Regions from separate parts of the Mus musculus genome. Here region 1 is linked to region 2. A link is a contact called in ENCODE Hi-C or POLR2A ChIA-PET data. All regions are on one chromosome and are shown on one strand. The core of a region is the stretch at or near the end of the contact, and the rest is flanking DNA. Distances in the headings are between cores, read along the strand shown.

What was found. Hi-C counts contacts between places; a loop is a spot of excess contacts on that map. ChIA-PET counts read pairs that join two places held with the same protein, here RNA polymerase II (POLR2A).
Region 1: a loop to region 2 is called in a map of left cerebral cortex, with 3 times the contacts of the local background. The contact joins the promoter of Dazap2 here to the promoter of Mettl7a1 in region 2. A Hi-C loop is called at or near these places in 1 of 37 maps with a recorded cell type or tissue (left cerebral cortex). POLR2A ChIA-PET finds 5 or more read pairs at or near these places in 1 of 5 experiments (embryonic stem cell).

The regions. Positions count from the first base shown.
Region 1 is chr15:100,613,521-100,617,077 of GRCm38, forward strand. Dazap2 (DAZ associated protein 2) reads left to right here and starts at 2,142. Exons shown (of 4, transcript NM_011873.2): 1 at 2,142-2,204; 2 at 3,393-3,511. The coding sequence starts at 2,192. It overlaps C330013E15Rik (RIKEN cDNA C330013E15 gene), which reads right to left and starts at 1,590. Exons shown (of 2, transcript NR_045701.1): 1 at 1,264-1,590; 2 at 620-1,170.
Region 2 is chr15:100,303,276-100,306,779 of GRCm38, forward strand. Mettl7a1 (methyltransferase like 7A1) reads left to right here and starts at 1,542. Exons shown (of 2, transcript NM_027334.3): 1 at 1,542-2,069. The coding sequence starts at 1,572.

The DNA of each region.
Region 1 (3,557 bases), core at 892-3,391, 310 kb after region 2:
GATAGTAGGCCCTCATCTATGTGCGCTTCCTGGCATCGCAGGTGTACTCGTTGTCTCTAAAGGCCGCACTACGATTACAGTGGCTTTTCTAGGCTGTTAGTTTCAAAATGGTGGAAGACTCTGCCCGCCTCGTCGCAGTTGTTTCTCTAGCACCTAAGATGGGGCCTGACACAGTGGGCATTCATTAAGTAGTTGCTACATTCCTGTAAGAAAGCGTGTTTGCTAAGTGAACAAACACCGATGCGCCCTGCTGTCCGGGACTGGAGCCAGCTGCTACTTAGCTCCACCTGGTGGAAACAGCAGCGGCCTGCAGCTCCCCATTTCCCGCGGGGTGCTCCTGCATCCCCAGGCCTTGGGTTCAGGATATTAAGCAAAGTATCAGGCACCTAGCATAGGAGCGATCGACCAAGCCGAGAGCAGCTATCACGTTCAGGAGTCAGCCCTAGGAGGGCCTGGATATTGAATTAACCTTTTCTTCATAAGACAGTGGTCCTTGGAATGGTTACCCCATAGCAGCATCTGACTTTTTAAATTTATGTTGTTGCTACTATTGTTTTTATTTCATATGTCTATGGATACTTTGCTTTAGTCAAGGAAATGTAAATACCACAGTCTTTATGATACTGATTTAATCCAAATCAAATTAATATAAATACTTAATGGGAACTTAAAAAATACCCAAGAGAGTTCCCTAACATCCTTTAGTTAGCGCAGCCTAGTTAGGGGATGCTCTGTGTGCTGACAGGAAACCAAAATGGAAATACTGACCCGGAACCTGGGAGGCCGAACACAAAACTCAAGTCTGTAACCTGTCCTTTAGATCAGTTTTTCTTTTCTTCTCGAATGTTTATTTTTATATGTGTGTCGGCGTGAACCCATGACACTCATGCGCAGGTCCCCAGGCTGAACTAGATCAGCCTCTCAGGCTGCTGTGCTTGCCGACTGGACGAAACTGCATTTACAGGACGCCACGCAAACTGTTAAATAGACACCTGACACACAAGCAAGGCCTTCGGTGTCGGACGAATCAGGAGTCCGTTCACCAAGGACCTCTCCCTCCAAAGCCTGCCCATCTACTTGACCACGCACAACACGAACTTCTGCAGACAGCTGCGGCGGTCGGTTCCTCTGTGCATCTATGAGAGCGCGTTCGGTTGCTCAGCAGATATTCTGGAACGAGGAAACGGGAAAAAATGTGATCACTGTCCTAAGAGACGTCGTCGCTACTCTTCTGGACAACTGAGCGCGGGCTAAACCACTCACAACATCTGTAGGGAGTTTTCAGGTCCCCGTAGGACGTGCCAGGCCAGGGTGCAGGTGCTGGCTGCGTCCCCTCAGCTTGTGCTGGGGCACGGTCTATCTCAGGACAGGGGGCGGGGCGCGGGGACACGGTCCATCTCCGAGCACGAAGCCAGGCGCTGGGCCCTCAACAAGAGGCCTGGAAGGACCAGAACGGCGGACAGGCTAAGGTCTGAGGTCTGGGCTGCGTCTCGCAGGCACTGTGGAGTCGTGACAGCCTGTGTTCACACCTGAATTTGGTGAGCAGAGGCGACTCACAGTGAGGAAGTCGCCCTGAGATGAGCTGACTCCGCTTTCTTTAGGGCGGGGCCGCGCAGAAAGGAGGAGCGCGCGGTGAGGGAGGGGTCGCGCAGGGAGGGCGGGGCCGCGCAGAAAGGAGGAGCCCGCGGTGAAGGCGGAGCGTTCAGGGAGGCGGGGCTAGCGGTGCGGTGAGGGCGGGGCCGCGCGGGAAGGAGTGGCTCGTGATAAGGGCGGGGCGCACGGTGAGAGCAAGGACCGCGGTGAGGGCGGGGCCGCGCAGAGAGAGCAAGGAACGCGGGGAGAGCGAGGAGGGCGGGGCCTCGCAGGGAGGGCGGGGCAATTAGTGAGGGCAAAGCGCGCGGTGAGGGCGAAGCCGCGCAGGGAGGGGCGGGGCCGAGCCCAGAGGAGGCGCGCGCCGTGAGGGCAGAGCGCGCGGGGAGGGCGGGGCTTCCGAGCAGAGCAGGGCCGCGAGCGCCCTCCTTGCCGCGACTGGCCGGCCTGCGAGGGGGCGGGGTTTCCGGCGGCGGCGCACTCGGGCATCTCCTGACGCAGAGTGGACGAACGTCACGTGACACGGAAGTGACTCCGAACAGGAAGAGGACGAGAAAAATAACCGTCCGCGACGCCGAGTGGGAGCGGACTCAGAGCCACCATGAACAGCAAAGGCAAGGCCGGGAAGTGGCGGGGGCCGTCGGGGAAGCGGGCGGGTTCGGGTCGAGCGGGCTGGGGGACGTCGGGCCTGGGGCGGTCTGTGCGGCTCTCTTCAGCGGGCCGCACAGCGCGGCCGCACCTGACGTGGCCGCCCCCCTCCACCCCCACAACGCAGCCGCTCGGCCCTCTGGGCCCCGACCCCATAAACCGTGTGGCGCAGTTTGGAGCCGCGGGCTCCTGTGTGTGGGGTGGGGGGGCTTTTCCGTGACGGACAGCGGCTGGAGCGAATGGCGAGCTAGAGCAGGGATTTGGGGAAGCCAATGGAGGGCGGGCGGAGGCGGGGCGCCGCGCCTCGGAACAACAGGCCTCGGCCGAGCTTAACTGCTGAGGTGCCGGCTCCGCTGCACGGCCCAGGCCCTCGAGGACCCGTTCTCGCCCGCCGGGGACTTCTGGCGCTTCCTCCTCGGGGCCCGGACTCGTAGCCGCCCCTGTGCGTTGCTAATGTTTGTGAGAACATGGTCGCGTTCCCCACCCCTCCACCCGCCGCCCTTCTCACGGTTAACTTCCAGTCACTCACTCTTTGGAGGTCGACCTTGACTAGGAACCCGTGAGGTAAACACTGAGAACCGTGGGTCCCACAGAGTCAGGACTGGTTACAGCACAGCCCGGGGGAGATCACCCAGAGGAGTCCCCTAAGACACCAGCAGTCCGGAGACCCCGGAACGGGTCCTCAGACCTGCCCTCTATTCGAAAGGGAACATGGCCAAGTTAGCCTCCATCAATCAGTATGCTAGTGGGAACGGCGCCTTCTGCCCAGTCAGAAGCCAGCACCTTCGGGCGCGAGGGTGCCGAGACCATCCTTATTTTCCTGGCTCTAAGAAATAAGGCAGCCTTATTTGCAGCTCTTCTGCTTGCTCCCCACCCTGTGCACCCTGGCCCGTCTAGTAGCTCTGCTTACAAACTTGTTTTTATTCAAAGTGTGCCTGCCTCTGCCTGTGTAAGTGTCTGTGAGTGTGAGTGTAGGTGCCCACCAAGGCAGAAGGTAGCGTTGAAAGGAGGTTGTGTCATATGTGGGTGCTGGGAATAGAACTGGGGTCCTCAGGAAGAGCAGCACTTTGTCTCACACACTGAGCATCTTTCCTGTTTGCCACCTCCCCTCCTAATCTGACAGACAACATCTCTCCTCCCCTTTTGTATTCCAGGTCAATATCCAACACAGCCTACCTACCCTGTGCAACCTCCTGGGAATCCAGTATATCCTCAGACCTTACATCTTCCTCAGGCTCCACCCTATACTGATGCTCCACCTGCATATTCAGAGGTACTGCAGTTTCCTAGACTTGTAGCTAGTTGAGAACACTCTTGGA
Region 2 (3,504 bases), core at 292-2,791:
TAACATCTGCCTGCCTCTGTCAGTTCTGGGATTAAGCTGTGTGCCACCAGGCCAGGCTGTTGTATTTGTAACACGTGTAGGGTATATAAAATATGAGTAGACTTTAGCATATGTGTAGGGTATATTAAATATGAGTAGACATTAAAACCTTCATACACACCTCTTTTTGGATTAGGGATCAGTGACAGAGTATTTCCCTGGCTTGTGTAAACCCCTCAGTATCACCTATTCTACCTCCAAATACAAGAATTAAAACAGAACCCAGCTCAGCCAGTGCCTACCACTCCTGTTTCAGGATATGAGTTTTTCCCCTCTGCATGCTGCCGACACCTGATATGAATATCAGATGGCTATGCTAGCCTCAGGTCCATCTCCTCTGGAAACCAGCAGTGACTTTCTTGATCTGACTCGCTGAAGATTCTGAATAGTTTCCTAAATCTTCTAGTTATGTCTGTTCCCACTGTCATTCACACATCAAAAGCACTCAAGTCTTATGTAGAATCATAGAATCACGTTGACAGTTCTTAACTCGATTACCACCTGTAAGACCATATGTGAAATATGGAAGCAAACAATTTAAAAAGTAATTTATCTTCTTTGTGAATTTATGACTCAAAAAACAATTCCCGAAATCAGTGCAGCTGGGCATTGTGACAGAGATCTGCCATCTCAGCGCTGCTTGAGAAGTCGCAGAGGGATCAAGAGAATTCAAGGCCGGCTGGGGCTAAGGAGCAAGACCCAGAAAAAAACCCCAACCAAAAAGACTGGAGATTGAAGCTATTTTATAAAGCCCATCAGAAGCCAAACGGGGACTATCCTGAGCACCTCTACTTTAAATGGGCGGAGTTACATAATAACCAAGCATAAGATTGGCAGTTGCGTTTTAAACTGTCAAACAGCTCAAAACAGTGACACAGCAAAGATCCTTCAGATGAATAATTAACTTATGAAAGGCTCAGTTCAGAATGGGAACTGAGAAACTGTTGGGTGAGTCTTGGCAGGGTTTCCTTTCACTTCCTTTACACAAAAACAGGTTTTGGGGCGGTGTGTGGTGGGAAGAGGAGAAGGGAAGAATAAGCCTGCGATGAAAAGGGGTCTCGGCTGCCATCTTCCCTGGTGCGCTGACCTGCTCCTCTTCCTAAAAAAGGCTTGGGTGGGTGATGCGAAAGTACACACTGTGCACTAGCCAACCGCGGCCGGAAACTAGCTGCAGCCTCCAGACCCAAACAAAGCCAGGCAGGACCAGGGTCAGGGTTCAGGCTGCAACCTTCCAAAGGGATGGGGGGTGGGGGGGGAAGGTGGCAGTCTTGGATCACTGAGCCGGCCAACTGCTAGCCGGCCGGTGGGGTTAGGGTGGGGGTGGGATGGACGGTGTGGGAGTCAGGCCGCAATCGGAGCCCTACCCGGCTCTGCTATTTTGGTTCCCCCCCCCCCCCCCCCCCCCCCCCCCCCGCTCAGCCGGCGCCTCCTTCCTCTCTGATTGGCTCTGGAGCGAGGCCAGGAGCCTGCGCTCTCCTTCCCCAGGAGACACTTCTGGGGAAGCAGTAGCCCTTTCTCCTCTACTCGCAAAGATGACGCTTGCCGTCCTGGCCCTGCGGCTGGTGGTCTGTACCCTGGCGCTTCCCATGTTTCTGCTGAACCTTCTAGGCTTGTGGAGCTGGGTATGCAAAAAGTGCTTTCCCTACTTCCTGAAGCGATTCTCCGTGATGTACAATGAGCAGATGGCGAGCCAAAAGCGGGAGCTCTTCAGCAATCTGCAGGAGTTCGCCGGCCCCTCGGGGAAGCTGACTCTGCTGGAGGTGGGCTGCGGCACCGGAGCCAACTTCAAGTTCTATCCCCCCGGGTGCAGGGTCACTTGTATCGACCCCAACCCCAACTTCGAGAAGTTCTTGTTCAAGAGCGTCGCAGAGAACCGGCAGCTGCAGTTCGAGCGCTTCGTGGTGGCAGCCGGGGAGGACATGCACCAGGTGACCGATGGCTCTGTGGACGTGGTGGTCTGCACCCTGGTGCTGTGCTCGGTGAAGAACCAGGAGAAGATTCTGCGTGAGGTGTGCCGAGTGCTGAAGCCGGTGAGTGGCAGGAGTGAGGACTGGCTAGCTGCAGCTAGGAGTGAGGGTGCTCCTATCAGTTTCGGGTGGATTCTAAACCAAAACAAACAAACAAACAAACAACAAAGCAAAACAAAACAAAAATACCAAATGACTCCAGAAGAATTTTGCAAAAGAGAGTAAGGGCTGACAAATCAGAATCTAGAAAGTTCTAAACTGCCAAAGGGGGAAGAGCCTGTGGAGAGTTTAGATGTCAAACTTGGTAAAGAAGCTCCCAGAAACAGCTGAGGGGTCACCCACTCATTCAAACAAACAAAAAAAAACCTTCCAAGTCCCGGCAGGCAATGGGAAGCAGAGGCAGGTGGATCTCTGGAAGCTCGAGGGCTCGGTTGCCAGCGATGCACAGAGACCATGTCTCCAAAATAAAACAAGCAAAATTTACAGGTCACTAAGGATACTGGTTCTGTGTTTTGAAATGGGTCAGGGAAAAAGATGAGCAACTGGGCAGGAACCAGAGTATAAACTAAAGCAGACAATCATGAGACAGACTGTAAGGCCGTGTTTGCTTCGGACAGTCTCAGAGACTCACAGTCTATAGTGCTGGGGGCAGGGAGGGGGTATCTGGTAAGGACCCCCTCATACAGGAAGGGGCTTGGAAGCCTCATTGAGAAACATCAAAACATCAAGTGAATGCACTATCTCTATTAGAGATTCATCTATAGCTACACATATGTAAAACACGTCCACCCAAGGGTGCTCTCTTTCTCTCTCTCTCTCTCTTAAGATTTATTTGTTTTATGTATGTGAGTACACTTGTAGCTGTCCTCAGACACATCAGAAGAGGGCATTGGATAGCATTACAGATGGTTGTGAGCCACCATGTGGTTGCTGGGATTTGAACTCAGAACCTCTGAAAGAGGAGTCAGTGCTCTTAACCATGTCTCCAGCACCCCCTCCCCCACCCCCCCAAGGATGATCATTAAAGAAGCATTTGCAGTACTGCAAACTGGAAAGAGACCATGTGTGGATGGGAGCTTATCACCCTCAGGAACTCTGTAACAATTACAAACATCAAGAGCTGGGTGTGGCAAACCACACATAGAAACCCACTGACAGTCTCAGGATCTCAGAGGGTGAGAAGGATGCGAAGGCAAGCCTGGGCTATACACGGAGATCAAGGCCAGCCTGAATTATATAGGAAAATCTTATCAGAAATCAAAACAAACAAAAACTTTAAAAAAATCCACCCAACAGAAAGAAACAACAAACAAACAAAGCATTCAAGACGACTGATCTCTCCAGGCTAGAAAAGAGAAAGGTGCGGAGGAAATAATGTTAACCTGTTCACGACAAAGGTAGGAACAGGGGTTACAGCCAGGGAGCTGAACTCTGTGCAGCCAAGAGCAACAGCCACTTTGAGCCTTTCTAGTAGTCTGAAGAAATTCTTTGTACTTGT